Regions from separate parts of the Mus musculus genome. Here regions 1 and 2 are each linked to region 3. Evidence: chromatin loops called from intact Hi-C (ENCODE). Cell type or tissue: heart. All regions are shown on one strand. Region 1 has its middle 9.2 kb from the start of Gm46811. Region 2 overlaps Ube2q1 (ubiquitin-conjugating enzyme E2Q family member 1). Region 3 holds the start of Atp8b2 (ATPase, class I, type 8B, member 2).

Region 1 (8,000 bases), 100 kb after region 3:
CCCAGCCTTCTCTATGTCCCAAACAGAAGGAAACCCATCATGTGGATGCTTTGCAGGTAAGAGTAGGGGTGGCTGCTGAGGGCCAGCCTCAGCTTGGTTTGGGTTCTGAGAGAAGGGGTGTCTGGGAGCAGTACAAACAAATAACTTGAAGTCTAATCGTGGGTCCAAGCTGGCTCTGTGGTTGAGACAGCTAATTTTCTGCTAGCTGAGAGAGACCATTCTCTCTGCTAGTAAACATACTTCCTACAAGCTCTCTGGATAGCTCGTGGGTTTTCTGACCAAAGTCAGAAAAGCTGCTATATATATATAAAAAAAAACCTCTTGGATATTCTAACCAAATCAGAAACCCTGTTTGAAAATTTCTAAAATTAATTCTTGGATTTTCCAATCAAAATCAGAAAGAAAAAAAAAAATCTCAAAGAGCCGTGCGCGCTCTTCAGACAACCTTCTCTGAATAGCTTCTGGAAAACATTGTAAAAGAGCGACGTCGGCTCTCTAAGTAACTCTTAGTGGTCAGAAATCCCATTAGAAAAAAATTCTAAAAAGCTGAGTTTGCTCTCCATGACTTTCCAGACTAAAATCAGGAATCCTGTTAGAAAAAAAAAACCTAGAAGAGCTATGTTCCCTCTCCAGAGATCTTCAGACAGCTCAGCTCTCCTTGGTAGAGAAAAATTCTAAGAACCATTATTGCTTTTTGCCAGCTCATCTCATGCAGCCCAAAAGCCTAGCTTTTTATTTACATATCAATTCAGTCATTTATTCCAGGTTCCCTCTTGACCACCCCGGGGAATCCACACTCCAGGACCTTAGCCCCTTGACTCACAGGAAAGGGATAGCAAGTCCATTTTTCCCCCTCTTTTATTAACATTGCAGAAGAATTCAGAGATCTGCCTGCCTCTGTAAACATAGCTGGGTGGGACCTTGTCCTGAGAGTACCATCTCCCACCACTCTTGGACCTAAATTTGCTCTGACCCAGGCTGACCTTGAACTCAAGAATCTGCCTGCATTTGTATCTGCCTGTCTTTGCGTCTCTCTGGCAAGCCGGCTCACAGTGCAGCCGCCTCTGCTCCTTCACATCTGTGAAGCTCCTTATACAATTCATACTGCATTTTATATTTTTGCATAGCTGAGAAATTATACATTTCTGAACATGTCTTTAGAGTTCTTGTCCTGAAGATCCCAGTGTTTAGCATTTTGCTGAGACATTAGTCACACCTTCCTATCCTGGACTCACGGTGTCTCTGATTATCATGAAATCATTAACGTTAACAGGGAGGACATTCCTTGGAGGAACATGAAAATATGTTCATTATTATACAAACAAGCCTTACTCCCACAGCAGCCGTCAACTCTCGTGGAGGCCCACGCCTGCTGGCCCTGTTCCAGGGGCAGGAACCATGTCGTTTTGTCTCTATCAAGGCCATGCCACAGCTGGTGGCAAGAAGTGTGCAAAGGCCCCCAACTCAGATGAAGCTGGGGTTGGGTGGCACCCACTGCCCTTCACTTGGACCCCTGTTCCCGAAGCACAGCTGTTCTTCTCCACCCCAAGGCAGGTGCTGTTTCCTTAGTATGAGCTCTGGTCCCATAGCTGTTGGTGACCTTGATGCCCCTTTCTGCAGCCGTGTGCTCTCCAACCCTGAACCACTCTCTCCAGCAAGGATCCCTGTGTCCTCATTTGGTTTGCTAAACTGAGGCTGGCAGCCGGCCAACTGGGAGTCTGATCCCCCGGGCAAAGGCATAGCACTTTCAGGGGTGACTTTGAAGAGGTCTGAGCACCAGGGGAGGTCACAGAGAGGAAGGACAGAAATCGGTTCCTTAAATTTTTCTCCCCTTTGGTTTTTCTGAGATACGGTTTCTCTGTGTGGCCCTGGCTATCCTAGAACCTGCTCTGTAGATCACAGCTGGCCTTGAACTCAGAGATCTGTCTGCCTCTGCCTCCAGAGTGCTGGGACTAAAGGTGTGCGCCACCACAGCTCCGGCTAGATCCTTAAACTGAACCAGGGGCTTCCCTTTCACCTCTGGACTTGCCGTGAGACTTTGATGCTTAGTTTGTATACACTTTAATGGACCTTTGAAAACGCCTCCCATTCTGTCCGGGATCGCAGGGCTCTGTCACATGGAGTACAGGAGGGCAAACAACCTTAAGAGCCCAACCTGAGAGTCTGAGTTGGATCTTACAGAGGCAGCAGAAGACAAAGTTTTGATTCTGGAAGTTTCTAACTATTTCCCTTAAGTTCCATTCCCAGCTCTGCTGGCCTCTTTGGGGGGACCTGCACACATGTGACAGGCACAGACAAATAAAATAAAATAAAATAAAATAAAATAAAATAAAATAAATAAAATAACATGTGTTAAAATCTTGGACTGGAAAGATGGCTCAGTGGTTAAGAGCACTGGCTGCTCTTACAGAAGGTTAAAGTCAATGGAAAACCCAGAAATCTCGGAAATGTTCATGCGGAGCGCTTGGAATAAAATCACAGCCATTTCTGAGAAATATCTCTGTTACTTAAAGTACCTTACTGAGAAGGTCTTACTTAAGGGGAAGAGTCTCCACCACTGGCTTCCTGTGGGTGTGTCTCACGGGGGATTTGTTCCTTTAGATCTCCAGAGATGAAAGGAGACCGAGGGCCCCTTAGGAGACTTTTGTTTTATTTTTTTCTTGACAGAGTCTTGCTATGTAGCCCAGGCTGGCCTGCAGTTCACAGTTCTTGCCTCTCAGCCTGACCCTTGTGGGAGTTACACCCAGCCAGTTTTAAGAAAAACAAGTTCTTGGTTTTATGGGCTGGCCTTCTCAACTCTAGCCCACTTGTGTTCTCAGGACTCCCCTATTCCCCTTGAAATAAACGATCACTATTTCCATTTCTAGCCAAGTGTCCTTGATGCAATCTTCTGGCCTAGGACAACAGCCTGGACCCAGATGCCCTCTGAACTCTGACTTGAAGCCTGAAGTTAATCATGGTTCTTTATTTTCTCATCTCTTTTTTGGATTCTAGTTAAAGCCTAAATATAGTTCTGAGACACTTTGGGTTTTCTTACTGGTTCTTGACCGTCAAGCCAAACTCAAAGGGCAGGACTTCCTCCTTCTGGCAGCTGACGGGATCTCTACTTTCCTGCTTGTTTTTGTTGAGTCAGAGCCCTGGCTGTCCTGGATCTCACTATGTAGACCAGGCGGCTGTTCATGAATTCAGGGAGATCCACCTGTCTCTGCTTCCCAACTGCTGGATTAAAGGTGTATGCTACCACAGCCAGCCTTGCTCCACTGTCTGTCTGTCTCTTTCCTTCTTTCTTCCATTTTTTTTTTAAGATCTATTGATGTATGTTATGTATATGGGTGCTTTGACTGCAGATGTGTCTGTACATCAGAAGTGGGCATCAGATCACATTGAAGATGGTTGTGAGCTGCCTCAGGCTGCTGGTAGTGAAAGTATAACATCGTAAAAACAGAATTCTAGGCCTTTAGGCCCAGGCTTGGGAATGTGGCCTTTGTAAAGGTAATCATAAAAGAAATAGCGACATTCCTCCATCCACCCGCTTCCTGGGTTCAAAGAGTGCTCATTCAAAGAAAGTCACCCAGAACCTGCAATGCAAATGTGCTATTGTTGGGGGCTCTTAAAAACTGTCTTGAGAGTTAACAATTACCAGGTATTCCTTGTGACTCTTGTAACTTTACACTTCCTTGTGACTCTTAACTGGTATCTTTGGTATCTTCCATCAACGCCCTCCCCACTTCCTTAAGTTGTGGTTTCTTCCTTTAAATACCCCCTTACCCAGCTACTCGGGGCGCCACGGTCCTCTACCCCTGCGTGGTGTATGACCATGGGCCCGAGAGCGCTCTTGAATAAAAAATCCTCTTGCAATTTGCAGCAAGACCCGTTTCTTGTGGGTGATTTTGGGGTGTCACCTCTCCTGAGTCAGAACATGGGGGAGTCCTCACGTTGTGGGTCTTTCAGGAGAACCTCTGGAAGGGCAGCCAGTGCTCTTAACTACTGAGCCATCTCTCCAGTCCCTGCTTTACTGTGTCTCAACCAAACTACAATACGAGGTTTTCTGGAGCTTCCAAAACAACAACAAAAACCAAAGCAAGATCCCTAAACTAAGTTCTTTCTTTCTTTCTTTCTTTCTTTCTTTCTTTCTTTCTTTCTTTCTTTCTTTCTTTCTTTCTTTCTTTCTTCCTTCCTTCCTTCCTTCCTTCCTTCCTCTCTCTCTTTCTCTTTTCTTTCTCTCCTCCTCTTTTCTTTTCTTTCTTTTCCTCCCCCTCCTCCTTCTCGTTGAGTTTTCTCTGAAGCTGAGAGTGACCTTGAGTCCCTGATTTCCTGCTCTTCCTCTCTTCCAAGGACGATAATGTCCTGGGAGTTGGGTGGGGCACTATCTCAGCCAGGCTGTTTGCGGCAGCAGTGCAGGGACCGGTGGCTGCTGTGCAGCTCTTCTTGGGGACAGCTGCCTCGGACCTGAGTTACAACCAGCAAAATGGCCTAAGAACAACATCTGTGAAATCAAAGCGGACCTGGGCTTTCTCTTTCCCTTTATGTGTATTACGTAGCAACATTTTCCGTGAGCATTGTTTCTATAATGAAAGGAAACTTTTCATTAAGAAGCTATAATCTCATCTCTCTTTTTGTCTTTGTTTCATTTTTTGGTTTCCTGAGGTGGATCTCCTATTATGTAGACCCAGCTCTGTAGACCAGGCTGGCCTTGAACTCACAGAGATCCACTTGCCTCTGCCTCCCAAGTGCAGGGATTAGAGGTGAGCGCACTGTGCCCTGCCTCCCTCTGTGTTTTTAGTAGGTTAAACTGTCTCAGAGCAGTTGTCTATGAAGGCCAGGCACAACACAGGCCTGTGGTTCCAGCTCCTTGGAAGGCAAAAAGATTATTTGAGCCCAGGAGTTCAAGGCTAATTTGGGCACCGTAGCCGGACTGAGTCTTTAACAGCCAATTGGGCATCACACACACTAAAATTGAAACAGCACAGAGAAAACAAGTGTGGGCCCTGCCCAAGGATGCAAATGTAAACCCATCTTTATTTTAAAAAACTGACCAACCAAAGAAACCCAGCAAGGGAACAAAGCGATTAGAGTCAAAGTCTCCCAAAGACATTTGTCCTGGAGGGGATGGTAGGTATGAGGTGACTCACGGTACCCTCTACTAAAGCTTGATACTCTGTTTTTAAAAGACAAGGGTTGTAGAAGCGATGTTTTAGGTGGAAACTCAGTTTAAAATAATCCAAAATGAGCACATCTTTGTTAACTCTCTGTCTCTGTCTAACTTATTTCTACTTTTTTGAGAGAGGGTTTCATCATGTAGCCCAGACTGTCCTGGAATGCGTTATGTAGACCAGGCTGTTAATTAGCTCTCAGTGGATGCCTTTTCTTGCCTCTACCACACCGGTTCACTCTTTGACAAGTCAACTGGATTAATCTGCAAGTGCAGTAATGCAGCTTTAAATGTAATTATTTCGAATCTGTTGTCCTATTCCTTTGTACACACGTATCAGAAGGCAAAGTGAGTCATTGAAAAGCCACGGAGGAAGCATTGTGAGTGAATGGTGAGCTCACTGTGACTCACAGTGTGGGGAAAGAAACTGGAACTGACCCTCCAGCCTCAGAGCAGAGCTCCTCAGAGCTTCAGCAGTCTGCCGGATTTCACAACCATCTGGGCCCAGGGGGTGTAGAAGGGGGAGGGGCTCCTGGGATAGGGGAAAGGCTGCCAGGAGGCCACCTGCCAGCCTCAGCCTAGCTTTGTCCTGGAGGGAGAGTCCTCCCTGTGTCTGTTTCCTTTGCCCCAAGTCCACTGGGATGCAGTCCAGAGGTGTGGCTGAACACAGAGGGCCAGTGCCTAGTTTCACATTGATGGGTAAAAGTAGGGGCTGCTTCTTCTCTTTCTAAACCGGCCATTCTTTCTCTGGATCTGGCTGCCGCAGGGGCATGCTCTCTAGCCTTTGGTCCAGGTTTCCTGGAGAGCTCAGACCTCCAGGGCTCTGGGGGAGAACTCTGCTCAGCACTGCAAACCTATACGTCCTGTTGGCCTGATATATTTCCATTGTTGGAGAGTAGAGTGGTGTGGGCTAGAGAGATGGCTCAGCTGCTAAAGGCTAGGCTCACAACCAAAATATAAGGGAGTAGAGGTGTGTTTTCAAAACTCAGTATTTATTCTGATTTTAGTGTATGAGTGCTTGCTTGAATGTATGACCACAGAGCCCATAGAGGTGTGGCTCCTGTGGAACTGCTGTGAGCCACATACGTGCTGGGAAGGGAAGTCTGCCCAAGCAGCCGTGCTCTAAGCCTGAGCATCCCCTGGACCTCACCTTACTGACCCTGTTCTGCAGACATGAAGGGTTCTGCAGGTGGAGTAGATGACCTGGAAGGGAAAGTAGAGGTGTGGCTTGGCATGGTGGCACACACTGGCTATCCCAGGACTAGGATGGTAGAGGCAGGGGGACCTTAAGTTTGTAGAGGCTTGGACTACATTAAAAAACAAAAACCAAATAAACACCACCACCACCCTGTCTCAACACCAACACTGACAAGCAAACACCTGGATTTGAGGCAGACCTGGTCTGCCCGTTGCTTCCCATGTGACTAACCCAGGACACATTGATCAGCTGAGCATTGAGATCCTTATTTGAAAAAGGAGGCTCCTTACACCTTCGCCCCTTCACAGTGCAGGAATCCAACACTCAGGACCTGAACCTGGGCTCTTACAAATATGTTCAGTCTGAATTCTAAAAAAGCATTACTCTGACTCCCCAGATGGGGCAGAAGGAGCATTGCTGCATGTAAACATCCTCTTTCCTTACACACGAATTCAGAAAACTGATAGGTACTTACAGCACCTGGTGGCAAATCGTAGCTATGCTCAGTAAGACCAGATGCTAGATGGCTCAGTGGTGAAGAGGACCAACTCCACTCCCAGTACCACATCTGGGGATCCAGAACCCTCTCCTTCATCTGCAGACACTGCACACATCCACACAAATAAAAATAACCAGGGCTGGAGAGAGGCTCACCAGTTAAGGGCACATACACGTCCATGTGCTAACTACTGCTTGTAGCCCTTGCTCCAAGGGACTGGATGCCTCTGGTCTCTGCAGAAAGGTGCACATACCAACCACCCCTCTTCACATCACTAAAAATTGGAAAAAAAGCCGGGAGTGCTGGAGGCACTTTAACCCCAACTGTGGAGAGGCAGAGACGGGGGTAACTCTGAGTTCATGGCCAGCCTGGTCTAAAAGCAAGTTCCAGGACAACAGTTATATAAGTAAAATTCATACACATACATACATTCACACACACAGAAACATACATACACAATCATACATACATATACTCACAGACACATACATATACACACAGGCACACACACATAAACATATATTCACACACTCACCCACATATATACACATTAATACACATATATACAAACTCACATATATACATACACATACATACACTCACACATAGACACACATACACACATATACACACACACAGACACTCACACACACATACACACATACATACAAAAACACACACTCATACTCACAAACACACACACACAGACACATACAGACACATACACATACACACACACCTACACATATACACTAATACACACATACACACACACACATACACTCTCTCACACCCATTCACATGAATCTAATTGTGATGCTCAAAGGAGGAGAACAAAGGACATGCTGGGGAAGACTAAGCCACAGAGGAGAACCACACTGCTCTGTATTCTCCAGGGATACAGAGTGGCAGGGCTGTAGAGGGAGAAGTGAGGGGGAGGCTCAGCTGCTGGCTGTTCGTTGCGTTGGAACACTCTGGCATCAGCAGTTTCACAGAACACTCCAGTAGGTGTCTGCACAGGAAGTACTTTTCATGAAGGGAGGCGATTGTCAGGATGAATGGGACCAATTCACTGAGCGGGGTACAGCTCAGTGGCAAAACCCTGGCACATGCAACCCAGCTCCACAACACAACAAAACCAGCAGACAGAC
Region 2 (8,000 bases), 180 kb after region 3:
CCCCCACTCAGCTCCCGATTCGGTGTGCACCCAAGAATCATGAATAGAACACAACACCTTGATGTAACAACTCGAGGTATTTTAATGGCGGAGCTCTGGGTCGAAACGTATCTCACACAGGAGACAGTGGATTCGACCACGAGGCTTGGAAGCTAGGGGTTTTTATAGAAAAGGAGTGGGGCTGGGGGAGGAATTGGCGCGGTTTCACATGATTGGTCCATTTAAACATCAGCAGCCTGTAACATTTAACTTAGGTCAGAGGGGTGGGAGATAGGGAGGCGATGGGCCTGCCCGGGCATGTCCTGGCCTGTTCTGCTATGTTCTCAGCCCCAGGTTTCAAAGCTCACAAACAACTCTTTGGACTATTTGACATACATTACATGAATCACAGGTCTCAAGTTTTATTTCCTTTCAATGGCGACCCCCAACTATAAAAAGTATTCTGTTGTTACTTCATAACTGTAATTTTGCTTCTGTTAGGAACCGTAATGTAAACATCTGATAGGCAGGACATCTGATATGTGACCCCAAAGGGGTTGCAGCCACACACTGAGAACTCCTGTTCTAGAGTGACTAGTCCAGCTTTGGGAGTCTAGGTGGATTCCTACTAACCTTTGGGAGGCACTGTTGATCCCCAAAACAATTTTGGAAAGCAGGTGGCAAGGGGATGTGATGGGACTGTGTCTGAAGAGAAGAGTGGAGTAGGTGTGATGGGCACACCTGCGGTCCCACCCCTCAGGAGATAGAAGTAGGTGAGTTTCTATGAGTTTGAGGTTTGAGGCTAGCCTGGTCTATGAAGTGAGTTCAGGGCCAGTCAGAGCTATATAGAAAAACTTTGTCTCAAAAATAAAATAAAAATCAGAAAAGCTGGTGGGTGAGAACTAGGTTATAAATTCAGATTAGAGACTTGGCTGCAGGATTGCATGGAGGGGATGTGAGAACGCTTTACTCTGGAGCACAGAAGGGCTTGTAACAAAAGCCGACTGGGGCCAAAGCAGGTCTTTCCAGACACAGATAGCAGCCAAGCTATGTTTGTTTCCTGGTGAGAAAGGTTCCCACACGAGAGACAGTTGTGAGGATCCATGAGGGCAGCCTGAAGGGTGAGGTGAAGTGGCCTTGAGCTCTGTAGCACGGGCTGGCTTTGAATTGACTGTGATTTTCCCGCCTCAGCCTCCCACAGTGGGATCACAGGAATGTGCTACCATGCATAGCTAGTAACGAGTTACTTCAGGAGCACTGATCACATTGACGCCCAGGCACAGCGCCATCTGGAGATGTGGGGCCACTGTGAATGTGCATGAATATGTGCGTGCGTGCGTGCATGCATTGTGTGTGTGTGTGCGCGCTCACACATGTGTCAAGTGTGCAGATCTTTGGGTTTAACTGGCCCTGCGGTTTCCTTGGTGAGAGCAGTGAGGTGGGGGCAATCAGCCTAAACTGGTGTGAGTGTTCAGGGCTGCTGGCGGTGGCTAGCACCCTATATCCCTGCTCTCATCTTTCTCTAAGCGGCGCTGGTGGCTGGCAAGGAGCCTCCACCAGGTCAGACAGTTCTGCTTTGTCTGTGGAGGGCTCCTGAGGACTTACACTTGCAGCAGCCCCTCCCCCCTCCCCCCACTTTGAGCTCCTCCCAGATTCTGAGAGGAAGAAGAGGATCCTGCTGCCTCTAAACCTCTCGGGATGAACCAGCAGCATAGATATCACTGCACCTAGATGTTGCCTCTTCTCTCCCCGCAAGGCTTGTAGATTACCCAGACCACTAGCGAGCTCCTGAGCATGCCCACATAGATCCCCTACTTCTCTCAGCCCACTTGGGCCACGGCCTCCTGGGCAATCTCCTTTTTAGCTTTGTCTCCCATTAAGAATATAGAAAGGCCCTTTCTCCTTTTCCTGCTGTTGGGACACTTTCCTAGTCCGCATGAGTTCGCAGAGTTGGGGGTGCAGGAAGTGGAAGGACAAGGCCTCTTCGGGAGGGTGCATCCCTATAGCACAGTTCCGATCTCTTTCTAGAAAGCACAAAGATCACTTCTAAGGAGTTCCGTGCCCCTGTCCCCCTCAGATAAGGAAAGTGAGCAGCCTTTGAAGTTCCGGTGGAATGAGCGCACAGGTAAAAGGGTTGCCAAGTCAAATGGTGCCGAGAAGCTTCGGACCCGGAGGGTGGGGCAGGGATGGTGTTGGGTAGGATGAAGTTCTTAGGAACGTCTGCAGCTGACCTGTGTACTGCGTATTTCTCATCTGTGTACTGTGAGAACCCGTCACAGCCCCTTTTCTGGATTCCAGATCACCATGCCCGGTACATCTTTTTTTTTTTTTTTTTTAATCATTGACACCATTTTTCACCTCAGGGAAGCCAGAATAGTGTATGGCAGACATCTTGGGACCAGTGGTTTGGTTTTGTCTTCGAAGAAGCAGATTTGCCTTGCTAGCTGCCTGTGATCTGGGCAGGCCTTGGGAACCTGACTATCAGAAGGCTGGAGAACGCAGGAGCCAGGAGTTGAGGGAGGAGTTGTGGGACCTTAAGTATAAACATCCTGTGCTGCCCACAACTCACAACTGAGTCTTTCCGAAAAGCTCAGCCATTGTAGCAGGCTCAAAATTCACCTGGGGAGGACTTCTTCCTTAAGGAGGCACAATGTACCTGCTTGCTGAGTTCTTCCCCTTCAGGGTTTCTCCCTGGCCCTGGCCCTCCTTTCTTCTGCCATGCATTGTGTTTCTTGGGGTTTTGTCTTGGCCCAAACCGTGGAGAGGTTGGCACAACCCCATTGCCTGACCCCAGTTGCCTGTCTCCTTTGCCCCATAATTCACCCCCTGAACTCCCCTGGCTCCTGGCTCCTTCTTGAGGCTGCTTCTAAAGGACCTGAACTAGCTGGCCAGCTCCTGGGGTCTCTGTGGAGGGAAGGGGATGGCCCTCTCACCAGCGTCCCCCACACCCACACTGCCCTCATGTTTTGGGGCACACATGTAGTTCCCCAGGTAGGGCTCTGTCAGGCAGAAGCCCCAAGCTGTAGGGCTGGGCTCCCCAGAAACGGTTACCGATCCTCAGCCTCTGTCAGGGTGCTGAATGGAACTGGCGTGTTCTGGCAGACTGTTGGAGGTTGGTTCTAATGCTTTGAATTCACCGGGCCCCCCAAGTCAGGAATCTGCGTGTCCAAACCCTGAAGGTCCTTGTCTTCAATTGGTGTCTGATCAATCAATAAAGAGCCAACAGCCAGTGGCTGGGCAGGTGGACTGAGGCAGGACTTTGAGATTGGCGCAGGTTAGGAAATGGGTGAGAGGAAGCAGAGATCACCAGGACTGGGAAGAATAAAGACCAGTCTGAAAGGTGCCGACATGTGAGAATCAGGGAAAGTGGCCACACAAGGCCACTTCCCCAGTTGTGTTTGCGGGTAGCAAAGATGAAATATAGATTTTAAAAGATGTTAACTCAGGAGTACCAGAGGGGAGTGTTTGCTAGCACCAGAAAGGATTAAAAATGCCCAGCCAGCCGGGCGGTGGTGGCACGCGCCTTTAATCCCAGCACTTGGGAGGCAGAGGCAGGCGGATCTCTGAGTTCGAGGCCAGCCTGGTCTACAAAGTGAGTTCCAGGACAGCCAGGGCTACACAGAGAAACCCTGCTTTGCAAAAACAAAAAACCAAACCAAACCAAAACAAAAAACAAAAAGAAAAGCCCAGCCATTAAGCTAGTCAAGGCATATTAATGTGTGTGTGTGTGTGTGTGTGTGTGTGTGTGTGTGTGTGTGTGTGTGTGTGTGTGTTTCATATGTGAATCCAGATAGCTCTTGGGCAGTGCCCATGCGCAACCAGTCGGGAGCACAAAGTGGTTAGCTAAACACTCCGCAACAGCAGGTCATTGCAGGAAGGGTGAATGCAGTGAGCCAGATCTGCATGACACCTCTATCTCTGCAGGTGCCCTGCGACAGGAGCCCTACTAATCTCCCCAAGAGTAGCCAAAGCTCCCCTGGAGAGCCCAGGAGGGCCACCAACCCATTTGTGCCTCAGTGATGCGCATGGCTGAGGGGTGGTATTGGGAACAACAGTGTCATGTTCCTAAGATTCCCATCCCTTTACTGAGGGGCTGCTGTGCCTAGGACCAAGTGTCATAGCCCGTCTCTCTTCTTCCTTCCTGTTGCTAGAGAAAGCAGATTGCTGGGTTGTGGTCATCTTCACTGGGCGATTGACCACCATCCCTGTGCAGATCCCATGCAGTGTGGACAATGATGACTGACCTCTGGACCATCCCACCTCGCCATTCATGTTGGAGGAAGGTCATTTGTCTTCCATCTTCTGTGTAGAGGACGGGAGGTGACAACATTTCAAGACCTGGCCTAGCTTGCTCCCGTCAGCCTCTGGCTCTGACCTTTCCTCACCTTAGCAGCAGCCATGCCAGTAGAGTGCTTGCTTGAGTAATGGCTTTTCACACCTGTCCCGGAGCCTGGAGCCTCAGTGTCCCTAAGGAATGTCACTGCTGCTTAGTTCTTAGTAGGGTAAGGGAGACTTCCCATCTCTGCTTCCACTAGAGCCCCTAAGAGAACAACAATTCCAGGCTTCCAGCTCTGTTTACAATTTCTCTGGGAGCAGATTTTGCTCTAGATGAAAGTGAATAGAGGGTGGAACACTGGATTGGGGGGGGGGGGGCATCTGTCACACTGTTTCTTTAGATCCCCATGGTAAGACATCAGTTTCCACACTCCAGAAACACAGAGGCCCCCCTCCCCTCTGTCGAGGCAGAGGGTAAAACATTGCTTTGGAGAAGTGAGAAAAGACATGGTCCACTCCCCAGCTGGAGAAAGCGAAGCTCTGGGCTCAGGCTACCCTGGGAGGCTGGTGGCCTCGTGCCCAGTGGTCAGGGAGCTCCACCCAGAGGGCATCGTGGGACATTGCATGGAAAGAGCCTACTGCCACGCTTAGGGAGGGACAGCAAGGTCTCTTGACCTTCTGGATCTGGATTTTGGAAGGTGGCCCAGAAGGGAGCCTCCTGATCCAAAGAACAGCTGCCAGGAGAGCCCGAGTGCCCAGCCCAGTTGTGTCTTCAGTAGCCGCTGAGAAAGCCACCCCACGGGATCACCTTCCTCCTGTCAAGTGGGTGAAAGTGAAAGGGCCTTCCTGGTATTTCATAGCTTAGAAATGGCATCCTAGGGAGGGACTTCCTCAGGCCCTAATCAGAACCCGTCTCACTCTTAACTAATAGCCCAGGGTTTGGAGGTGGGAGGGCAGAGCCAAGGTCTGGAGAAAGGTGACTTTTTGTCTGGTTCCCCATTGTCTTCCAGCACCTAAGCGCTCTCTTTCCATGGCAACAACATTTTAGCCCCAGCAGATGTTCTCCTTAGAGAGCTGTAACTGTCTGAACAGCAGGACCAGGGCTGCCTCTTTTCGTGCCTGCTCCTGCCTTGCCCCCAGCCCTGCTTCCCACTGCTGCAGCCTTCACCCTCCACATCCCTGAGCTGGAAGTTACCAGGAGCTAGCAGAGACTTGTTGGGGAGCTGGTCTGCCGCCAGAGCCTGCTCCCTCTGCTTCCCTCCTCTGCCACCACCTGCCCCAAGGTTTGTGTTTTGTTTTGCAGACATTTTGAATTCACACCAGGTGTCCATTAAATCCCTGGGGGAAATCATTGGTGCTTCTGAGAGCTGACTGTCCTGAGTCTACCCAGCCTCTGCCAGGATTCTGTGGGTCTCCCTGGAATCGGGGACTGGTGTGTATGTGTGTGTGTGTGCACCCGCCATCTGACTTCCCTTCTCATCTAGCCATATGCCCTGAAGTGTGAAGACCTTGATGAGGTGTCCCAGCTCATTCCGTCTGCCTGTGCTACCCCAAGAGCCATTCATTCTTGAAGCTCCAGCATGGAGTTGCTTTCTGTCTTGCCTTTACTCATCTTTGCTAAGGGTAAAATCTTGTTTGTCAGGTGTCTTTCTTTAGTCTCCTAAACTGGCATAAACATTTGAGTCAAAAATAGTAAGCTTCCATTAAGTTAGAAGCCTGAGGCAGCTGAGCAAATTTTCCTCATCTTTGGATGCCGGGGCAGACTTGGGGAGGCTGGAAGGGCCCTTGCCTAGGTTTTTTGGTATTGCATGTAGAGTCAGTGAGCCATCACTCCAGCAAATAAAGGTTGTCATGGCTCAAGCTTGGGGTGACGGATACCTTCTCCTGGCTACTGCTTGCTGCCCTGTCCTGCCCTCTAAACTGTGGCATGGAAACCGAAAAGCAGCCCCTAGGCTGTGGGCTACAACCCAGGCAAAGTTACCTGGGTCAGAGATACAAATTCCTTGCTTTTCCGACTGCAGAGAAGAAATCTGCCCCTTTAAATGCATGTAACTTTATAAGAAGCCTAAACTTAAAATTTTGTTAGAAAAGGGTTGGTAAGGAAAATGGAGGATTGTCAAGAGCTGGTGTCACAGTTCCCAGAACCTGGCATTTTCCATCATAGCAAGTGGACATGAACCCATGGTTTCTTTAAATAAGTTTATTAGAGCCAAACTATTTAAATAACTTTATTTGATTCATCCTTTGGTAGATGAGAAAAATACATTACAAAATACATTATACAGAGGACAGCTCACAGTACACGTTACTAAAAACACAATCTACATGCCAGCCCTGGCTGGTGTTAAGTTCAGAAGGAAGCCTTACAGGCTATGAGATAGATTTCAGTTCTATGGAATGACTTATTCCCCTTGTATCCTCTGTGTCTCAACCTCACCATGTATTAGCACCCCTAACCTGGTGGGTGTAGGCAGAATTAGAGCAGCATCAAGTAGGACTGGTGAACTCTCCATCCCCCTAAAGCAGCAAGACATTCAAATCCCTAGAAGAGATGGGGAGTGGGGGAAGATGGCCAAACTCGAATGCCCATCTCAGAAGCATTAGCAAACATCCAGGCAACTGTTCCAGGGCTGGGTTTCCTAAGCTCCAGGACTTGGCTTGGCTGTCCCTTGCCTCTGTCACTTCAGTCTTCCTCCAGTCTGCAGGCAGGTGGTCCCACAGCAAGCTCAAAGAGGGAGATGCAGGCTCCATGTACTGCGTGCAGTCTCACAACAGCAGGTCCAACACTGGTAGCTGTGGCTCTGCAGACTTCTCCCCGGCTGTGCAGTTCCTGGAGCTGAGCCGAGGTCCCACTACACAATGCAACCACATTGAGCTACTGTTTCCAGTAGACCCACAACTTGGGAATGGCTAGAAAGAATCCAAAGTTCAAGTCTTTTCTTAGATAATCTAATAAAGCAGATGAGAGGTGAGAAGAGAGGACAGGAAGGCAGGGAACCAGTGAGTTACAGCCGCTCAGCAGGTTGCTTGGGATTAGAGGAAACCTCATGCATCCAGGAGCCAGGGCACCACCCCACTCAACTTAAAAGGAGTTCATGAAGCAGCTACTCAAGTCTCATCTTTTTCTTGGAAATTTCAAAAATGGAGATTAGTACAAAGAGGTACTAATAATCAGGATGTTTCTGGGCCTCTGCACTGTAGTTCAGCAAGCCAGACTGTTCCAAAGAGTTTAGGTACTGGTTGCTCCAGAGGCCTTCGGGAGAAATCTAGGGTCAGATCAGGCGAGTGCTTCCGCTTGGCCTTTCTCTTGTGCTAGCATCGAATTGCAGCCTCTCTGCAGCTTCTCCTTGCTACCAAAGCATGGTGGGCCTGGCACCCCTCCCCCCACCCAGCAGTCAGGGGATGTGGGAATAAAAATAAAGATGAGTCAAGACCAGCATCTTCAAATTAACAAACTGTAATTGTTTTCCCAAAGATACATTTTTTCATACACATCCATCATACACTGTAACCAAAAAAAGCAGTGTACATGAAATAAGAGAAAATAAATTAAAAACCCATAGCATAGGTAAGGAGGCTCTAGTCTGGAGCACAGCTGAGTTTCCAGCAATATAAGGAGGCTTGAGAGTTTCTTTATAAGAATGCCTGCTAGCAAGGGTTCCAGCGAGGTGGTTGGTCTGTAGTCAGTCTTGAGTACTTGAGACAGTTCAGTGTGTGTTGTGGGTTGTTGTTTTTCCTTAGCGTTT
Region 3 (8,000 bases):
TAGGTGGGGTGCTCGAGGGGAAGTGAGAAGGGAGGTCAGAGTTTCTGGCTCTTCTTACTGTCGATTCCCCCGCTGGTCCACTTCCTTTCACCTAATTTCTTCTCTTTTTCTTCTCTAAGTCTCTCTTTCTTTTATTCCTTGTGATTTAAGGTCTTGCTTTGTATCTTAGGCTGGGCTCCACAGTCTTCAGTGACCCTCCCAGTTTAGCCTAGTTTTACTCTTTTTTAAAACATCTCTTATACAGCCGGGCGTGGTGGCGCATGCCTTTAATCCCAGCACTCGGGAGGCAGAGGCAGGTGGATCTCTGAGTTCGAGGCCAGCCTGGTCTACAAAGTGAGTTCCAGGACAGCCAAGGCTATACAGAGAAACTCTGTCTCAAAAAAAAAAGAAAAAAAAAAACCCAAAACATCTCTTATTTATATACTTACCCGGCAGGGGGGAATGCCATGATCAGAAAGGTGGTTTTCCCAGGGCGAGGCTCACCCATTGCACTTGGGGTGTGCTGACCCCTGCGATTTCCCCAAATGCGGGAAACTCGACTGCACACTTTGTGGTAGTGGGGGACTGTGTTTGTGCTCTCCCCTAAGTAACAACTGCCTGGAACTCACAGAGACTCCTGTGACTCTGGGATTACAGGGACTGTGACCCTCGGCCCCCACCTTTCCCTTCACTCGTCTCTTGCCTTCCTTCTTTCTCCTCCTCTGCTTCTACAATTTCCTTTTTTCTGTTTCCGTTCTTTGTTAGTTTCTCAAATTTATTTATTTTTCCTGTTGGTCTTCTGCACCCTAGTCTCCTGGGCTCTCCATCCATCCCTTGCCTTCCCTCTCCCCACCAGCTCCTCACTCAGGGGTCCGTGGCCCAGGCTGTCACTAGTGAAGAAAACAAAGGCAACTTTTTTTTTTACCACCTGTCTGGCCAGCTCTCTGGCTGTTACAGTAGCGATCTCCGATCTCAGTGGTGTGCATGTGAATGAGTGACTGGGAACAGCCAGGTTCTTTTGGTGACTTTGTAGGCTTTATCCCCTGGAGCTTGGCCAAGTGTTCGGGACTGAGATATGGCTTTGGCTCATCCAGTCCCTCTCCTTCACCTACCTCACTCACTGTTCCTGTTCTTGACCCGACTCTTAACTCACTCAGGCAGAGATCTATGGCAGAGTGTTGGGGACAATTCTTCTGTGCCTCACATGGGCTCAGGACTTCATCAGCTTCTCTCTCTCTCTCTCTTTTTTAAAAGATTTATTTATTAATTTTATGTATATGAGTACACTGTAACTGTACAGATGTTTGGGAGCCATCATGTAACCACATGGTTGCTGGGAATTGAATTCAGGACCACTGCTCACTCCGGCCCCACTCGCTCCAGCCCCAAGATTTTTATTTATCATTATATGTAAGTACACTGTAGCTGTCTTCAGTCCCACCAGTAGAGGGCGTCAGATCTCATTTTGGATGCTTTGAACTCAGGACTGCTAAACCATCTCTCCAGCCCAGCCTGCTCTTAATACATGTATTAGAGTGCTAAGGTTGGGCCACCAGACAGTGTGCTGCAGGGGAGGCACTCCTTTTCAGGCATATTTTTTTGGAGGAGTGGGGTTCGAGACAGGGTTTCTCTGTGTAGCCCTGGCTGTCCTGGAACTCACTTTGTAGACCAGGCTGGCCTCAAACTCAGAAATCCGCCTGCCTCTGCCTCCCGAGTGCTGGGATTAAAGGCGTGTGCCACCACGCCTGGCTTCAGGGCTTCAGGCTCATATTTTGGTTTCACTGTATGATCCTGTGATCTTGGTAAATCACCTTTTTTTTTTAAGATTTATTTTTTTAATTTATTTTATTATATGTAAGTACACTCAGACACTCTAGAAGAGGGCGTCAGATCTTGTTACGGATGGTTGTGAGCCACCATGTGGTGGCTGGGATTTGAACTCAGGACCTTTGGCAGAGCAAAGGTCCTTGAATCAGGACCTTTGGAAGAACAGCCAGTGCTCTTAATCACTGAGCCATCTCTCCACTCTGGCAAATCACTTTTTAAAAAGTATATGTTTGGGTGTTTTGCCTGGATGTATGTCTGTGCAAGTACATGAGGTGTCCCAAAGAGGGCAACGGGTCCCTTGGACTGGAGTTACAGATTGTTTTGAGCTGCCATGCTGATAACCCCAGGTCCTTTCCAAGAACAACCAGTGCTCTTGATCGCTGAGCCATCTCTCCAGTTTTTGAGCCTTGTTTAAACTAAGTAATGGAAATAAGCATTGCAGGAGAAAGCATGGTGTTGTGACAGTGTTTGGCAGTGGTACCTAACACTGTCTTTCCCCTTTGATCTTGTGAAGGAGCCCACCTAAACCCAGCCTTTTCTCTGGCCATGTGCCTGGTGGGACGCCTCCCCTGGGCCAAGCTCCCCGTTTACTGCGTTGTGCAACTGCTGTCTGCTTTCTGTGCCTCAGGGGCCACTTACATTCTCTACTATGGTAAGAGAATGTGATCGGGGACAGTTGTGGGCAGAGGTGCCTTGCAAAGATGGAAACTCTGAGTGCCCCTCTCTCTTGAGGATGCCCTACAGAACTACACAGGTGGGAACCTGACAGTGACCGGTCCCAAAGAGGCAGCCTCCATTTTTGCCACTTACCCTTCCCCCTATCTGTCCCTGAACAATGGCTTCTTGGATCAGGTAAGTATGAGCAGAAGATATGGGAAAGTCCCGCACTTTGCCTTGTTTGTTGGGATCCCAGCTCGTTGTTCAGATTTTGGGTGGAATATGGGTTCATTCTACCTTGGTCCCGTAGCTTCTGCTGCACAGATGGCATAGAGGGGGTGGCACAGTGTGTTTGAGTGACAGAAGGCAAATGAAGCACCTATGTGTCACTTGATGGCTTTCCTTCGACCTCTGTCAACCTCAGGGTTCTGGGTACCTGGATGCTGATTGTGGGGCTGTTAGCGACCCTAGACAGACGGAATAAAGGAGCGCCTGCAGGTCTGGAGCCGGTGGTGGTGGGACTGCTGATCCTCACCATTGGACTATCCATGGGTGCAAACTGTGGCTTTCCACTCAACCCTGCCCGGGACCTGGGCCCAAGGATCTTCACTACTTTGCTGGCTGGGGCCCTGGCGTCTTCAGGTAGGAGACAGCTTCCCTTGGTACAGTCCTCCATTTACCCCTATTAATAGCTTTGTCCATGGTTCTCCAGATTCCTCCCCCCCCCTTTTTTTTTTGAGACAGGGTTTCACTATGTACCAGGCTGGCAGAGATCCCTCCATGTGCTGGGATTGAAGGCATGTGCTACCATGTCCAACCTGAGTTCTATCCACTTACATACTGCCCTTGTATTCTTAGAACAGTGTTCCTTCTTCAGCTGGCAAGTTCTCCCTTCCTTCATAGCTCTCCTGCATCCCCCCTCCCCCTTTTCATGCATATAGTAGGTTCAGAGGTGTCCTTGGGCATGCCATACTACTACTTTGGGCTTTAGTGACTCCATCCGTAAAAAAGTCTATTCAGTTTATTCTGCAAGACTAGAGGTTGGACTAAGTTCTGCTGGGGGTTGCTTCCTAAGTGCTTCCCATTCATGAATGTGAACCCATGCTCACTGTTGGATGTCATGACAGGAATAGTGTGAGGGCCTGCCTTACTAGTCCTGGCTTATGGGAAGAGGTGTGTCTAAGAGCCACCTCTGACCCCTCCCTTTGTCTTTCCATTACAGCGCTGGTAATGGCTGGTGGTGGGTGCCTCCAGTGGCTCCTATGGTGGGGGCCACCCTGGGCACAGCCGAATACCAGCTCCTGGTGGCTCTGCACCATCCTGAGGATTTAGAACCATTTCCAAAGGTGATGGCATCTCAACTCAAGGCTTCAGACTTGGTTACTCTAGCTCAGCTGGAGTGTAAGCTGTGACAAGGACCAATCTTATCCCACTCTGCAAGAGCACCATGAGCTGGCCAGCACGCAAGACAGATATTCTTTGTATTACTATGCCAGACTAGGACACTTCTGTTTACCACTCCTGAAGGACTCCAGACTGGTCTTCTACCCTGGGAGCTTCCAGGCACGCAGTTCCTTAAAGGAGCCGCCAGAGGGTGTGCACGCTGGCTTTGGGAAGGTTTCTAGAATCGGGTGGGTGGAGGGATCCTAGGATCCTTTGAGGGGTAGGGCCTGGGAGCTTCTCGAGAGAAGCTTGGTTTCCTCTACTCTCCCTTCTTCACTTTTTCGTCTTAAGACGAGGTCTCCCTATGGAGTACTGAAATCTTCTATGCAGACCATAACGGCTTTGACTTCAGCGTGTTACTCAACACACCTAACAAGAGTGAATCTTTTTTTTTTTTAATGGTTTTTCGAGACAGGGTTTCTCTGTATAGCTCTGGCTGTCCTGGAACTTTTTGTAGACCAGGCTGGCCTCCAATTCAGAAATCCGCCTGCCTCTGCCTCGGAGTGCTGGGATCGAAGGCGCACGCTGGGACCAAAGGCATGCGCCACCACGCCCGGTTTAAGAGTGAATCTTTTTAACAAACAAAACCCAGTTTAAGTTTGACTCGGAAGTGATGGAGCACGCCTAGGGTCTCTGAGAATTTCAGGCCTTTCAGAGCTACATAGTGAGACATCCCCTCCCACTGACTCAAAACAACAACAACAACACAACAAAACCACTCGTACTTTGTGGCATTAGGGATTTGATTTAGGGCCTAGGCAAGGGCTCTGCCTCGGAGCTATCTTCCTGTCTTCTGGCTGCCAGCTCGGGAAATCTCTACGTTTCCTACCTTTGGCCTGACAGGAGCGCCAACGACCTCAGATAGTTCTTCGAGGTGTGTGTGTCCGCGCGCGTAATATACCACCCAAGGGAATGTGGTAAGGGGCAAAGTCAACTACTTATCGTCAGGAGAACCAAGTGGAGAAACTGAGGCACAACTCCCAGTCAATGCATAGCTGTGCCTTTTCAGGAAGTGAAAGGCCTTGAGATGAGCCAGGGCGAGGAGGGAAGCACAGCAGAGACTTGGGCTAGAGAGAAGTGTGCTACGGGGCTTCTTCATCACTACTCCCGCATCAGGCTCCTCCCCGAAGATGGTTTCTGGCAGAGAAAGCAGCATTCGCTCGGTTTCTGGCTTCCAAAATAAAGCAGCAGCATCCCAGCGTCCTCCAGCCTCGCCGATTGTGTGCGTGTCCCGGCTGGAGCTTGGGACCCCCCCCTTCCCTACGCACCAAGATGGCGCACGCCGCGCCCCTCACCTCCCCAAAGCCCCTCCCGCCCCCCGCCCGTGGCCGCAGCCGTCACTTCCGCCCCGCGGCCGAAACTGACACAAAGTAGCGGGCCGGGGCCCCGGGGGGGTCAGGAGAGCCGGGCTGCTGTGGGGGGGCGGGAGCCTGCGGGCAGCGGAGCCGAGCGCCCCCGCCCCAGCCCCCGGCATGGGCCGGACGGGGCCGCCGGGCCGAGCGCCGCGCGCGGAGCGCTAAGGTAAGGCGCTGCCACCGTGGGGCCGGGGGTGTGGACCGGGAGGGTCGGCTCTGGGAGGCGCGGGCAGCGGTGCCACGGGGAGCGGCTGTGGGAGGCTGGAGAGAAGGGCTACCAGGATGGAGAGAACCGGTAGCTGTGCGCAAGCTGGGAAAATGGGGCCCCGAAGGGGCGTGCGGAGCTGGGGTGTGAGGAGTAACCTGGTGCCAGCCTTTAGGTGCCTAGAGAGGGAGTTTGGGGCTGATAGGATTTGTCCCGGGAAGGTGGAGGTCTCTCTGTGCCCCAGGAAAACCAAGGGTGCCAGGGATGTTAGCTTTGGGAGCTCAGAGCTGTGTGGTGGGTCCTGGATACTGTCCTTGGAGAGGGAAGGAAGGTGGCCTCCGGTATTATTGTTTTCTCCTGTCTCGTCTATCTGCTAGCTTCCCCTGAAAAGGCTCTTGGTTGGAAAGGAGCGGAGGCCAGACCCAGAGGAGGAGTCTTTTTTCCTTCGTGGAGCGCTGCCTCTTTCCCATGGCTGGCTATTTTTATCCCAGATGTGGCTGCAGAGGGGGCTGGGGTAGGGTGACGGGGCAAGGCGACGTGGCTGGTGGGCCTAGTCGGTTTAGAAAACCAGGATATCCTGAGAGGGGGACCTTGTTACTGCACCCCTCTCGAGGATTGGGGCCAAAGTTGTTCTCAGTCTCCCCAGGGTCCTAGAGGTAAAAGTACTTTCCTGATCTGTATCCAGACTTGACGCTTGATGGTCAGCTTGCTCCACTGTTAACTCTTTCCAAGAAGGAAGACCCAGATGTTAGGGCTAACGATGCTTGATAGCCTCCCACTCGAGTGGGGCTGGGTAGGAGCCAGCAATGCCCACCCTGCATCCTCTCCTTTAGCGTCTGGTTCCACACTCCACCCTCCCCGTGACTCATGCTCTAGATTGGGTGGAGACCCTGGCTGGGGCCCTGGAAGAGGGTTTGGCATCGCCAAATTGTTCATGAGGTTTTTCTTCCAGAGCCAAGGGGGCAGCCACTGTTGCTTGCCACAGTTGTGGAGAGTCAGGAGTGAAAAGGACTTAGTGCCCCTCAGGACTGTCTGCTCTGAGGTCAAGGAGGGAGTGCACATTAGTGAAGGGAGAGCGGGAGAGGATGGCTGGGCTAGGACCACAGTCAGTAATTACAGAGATTGGGCAGACAGGCAATTAGTATCTCTTGGGACTGACAGGCTAGAGGCAAGGGAACTAAGGAGGGGCAAGGCTTTCCATCTGAAGGAAGAGGAGTTTCCTGTGGCCTGGACTTACACCTTTTTAGGAGAAAGTACATGAGAGGGTGGGAGGAAGCAGAGGCTCTCTTGAGCCTGTTCTTAGTGTCATTCTGACTGGAGTAGACTCGGGGTGAGAGAGAATGGTGACCCCTTAGCAGGACTGGGAAGACCTCTCTGATGGCCCCAGAGGGTGGCTGGACAAGATTGAGAGGAAATGGTTTGAGGACTGTCTGCAGGAAGTGGTGGCCATGTGTCTGATGAGAACCCTCCTGGGGAGGAGGTGATAATGGAAGCCCCAGTAATGAAAGTAGGGGTGGGGACATTAGGAGCTTTCTAGAAGGGTGGAACATGGCCACCCTGCTTCCTGATGCTCTGCCAGGTGTTTCCTGGTTCCTAGCTCTCCACCCAACCCACTAGGGCACATTCTGCTTTCTAGTACCGGCAGCAGCTGTCATTGCCACTAGGACGGCACACGGGACAGCCATTGTTCCTCAGGTGGATACCTTGAGAGCTACGTCTCACTTGTTATATCTGGTCTCTTCTAGGCCCTTTCCCTATAGGCTCTGGCTTCTGTAAATTCTCAGTTCCCTCATGTTTTCCAGGACAGAGGGAAGGCCTCCCTTTTCTCTCAGGTTTTCATGTCAGTGCAGGAAGGTGAGCGTTAGTGGAGTTGGAGGAGGTGGGGAGGGCAGGGCAGAGCAGAGCTAGGATAGTTTTCAGAAGGCATCTGATGTGGGCAGTGAAGAATTCTGCGTGTGTCTGTTACTTTCTTGCAGGGTCTCCCATGGATTGCTGGAACCTTGCTGGGTGAGATGGCACTGTGTGCAAAAAAGCGCCCCCCAGGTAAGAGAGGCAAGAAGTGGGTCTCTGGGGGCATGATGAAAATGGCTGTTGTTATGACTGAGGGAGCCAAGGGAAGAGGAAGGACTAGTATGGTTCTGAGAAAAAAGGACTAGGCGTCCTGAGCGGGTAGTTTAAGAAGCTAAATTCATTTCATCCTTGGGCTGATGCTCGGCCGTGATTGCTAGTCACCAACCTCTTAACTCAAAAGCATCTGCAATACCTACTCTTTGGCCTGGGCTCTTGGGCTCTGGCCTCCTTTGCCTACCCACCGGAGTCCTCGGTTTCCCGCGGAAGGAGGGGTTGTCTGTGGGTTGAAAGCCGTTGTCCTGGACAACGCGGGCGGTCCGCTCTCCCGCATTGGCTGGGAGAGGGGGCGGGGCCATGCGCTGGCTTTCGCCTACGCGGCACTGGCAGGCTTCGGCTCTGCAGTGGGAGCAGGTGGGGCGGAGCCTGGGGCGTGGGCTCCAGGTCCGGGCCACTCGGAGCTCGCC

The links. Hi-C counts contacts between places; a loop is a spot of excess contacts. Peaks named below come from ENCODE experiments on the same cell type or tissue, not always from the same donor. Only the 100,000 strongest peaks of a DNase experiment are listed, where the experiment ranks them.
Region 1: a loop joins it to region 3, with 2.5 times the contacts of the local background. A loop is called at or near these places in 7 of 42 quality-filtered maps.
Region 2: it touches region 3 in a loop (2.4-fold over the local background); 8 of 42 quality-filtered maps call a loop at or near these places.

What each region holds. Positions count from the first base shown.
Region 1 is chr3:89,858,919-89,866,918 of GRCm38, reverse strand. No RefSeq gene overlaps it. Among named protein-coding and RNA genes, the nearest start is that of Gm46811, 9.2 kb to the left of the region's middle. In heart, a CTCF peak has its summit at 3,089 (motif pointing left); DNase peaks (open chromatin) are centred at 3,088, 5,728 and 6,418.
Region 2 is chr3:89,782,440-89,790,439 of GRCm38, reverse strand. Ube2q1 (ubiquitin-conjugating enzyme E2Q family member 1) reads right to left here. Exons shown (of 13, transcript NM_027315.4): 13 at 6,443-8,000. Among named protein-coding and RNA genes, the nearest start is that of Ube2q1, 13 kb to the right of the region's middle. In heart, a CTCF peak has its summit at 4,867; a DNase peak (open chromatin) is centred at 4,899; H3K4me3 peaks cover 220 bases.
Region 3 is chr3:89,960,584-89,968,583 of GRCm38, reverse strand. Atp8b2 (ATPase, class I, type 8B, member 2) reads left to right here and starts at 5,246. Exons shown (of 28, transcript NM_001081182.3): 1 at 5,246-5,427; 2 at 7,443-7,509. The coding sequence starts at 7,479. LOC115489840 (a small nuclear RNA gene) reads left to right here and starts at 421; the gene lies at 421-585. It also overlaps the pseudogene Aqp10-ps. In heart, CTCF peaks have their summits at 1,430 (motif pointing right) and 4,042; DNase peaks (open chromatin) are centred at 4,043, 5,223, 6,003, 7,893 and 2 weaker places; H3K4me3 peaks cover 4,538 bases; H3K27ac peaks cover 3,657 bases.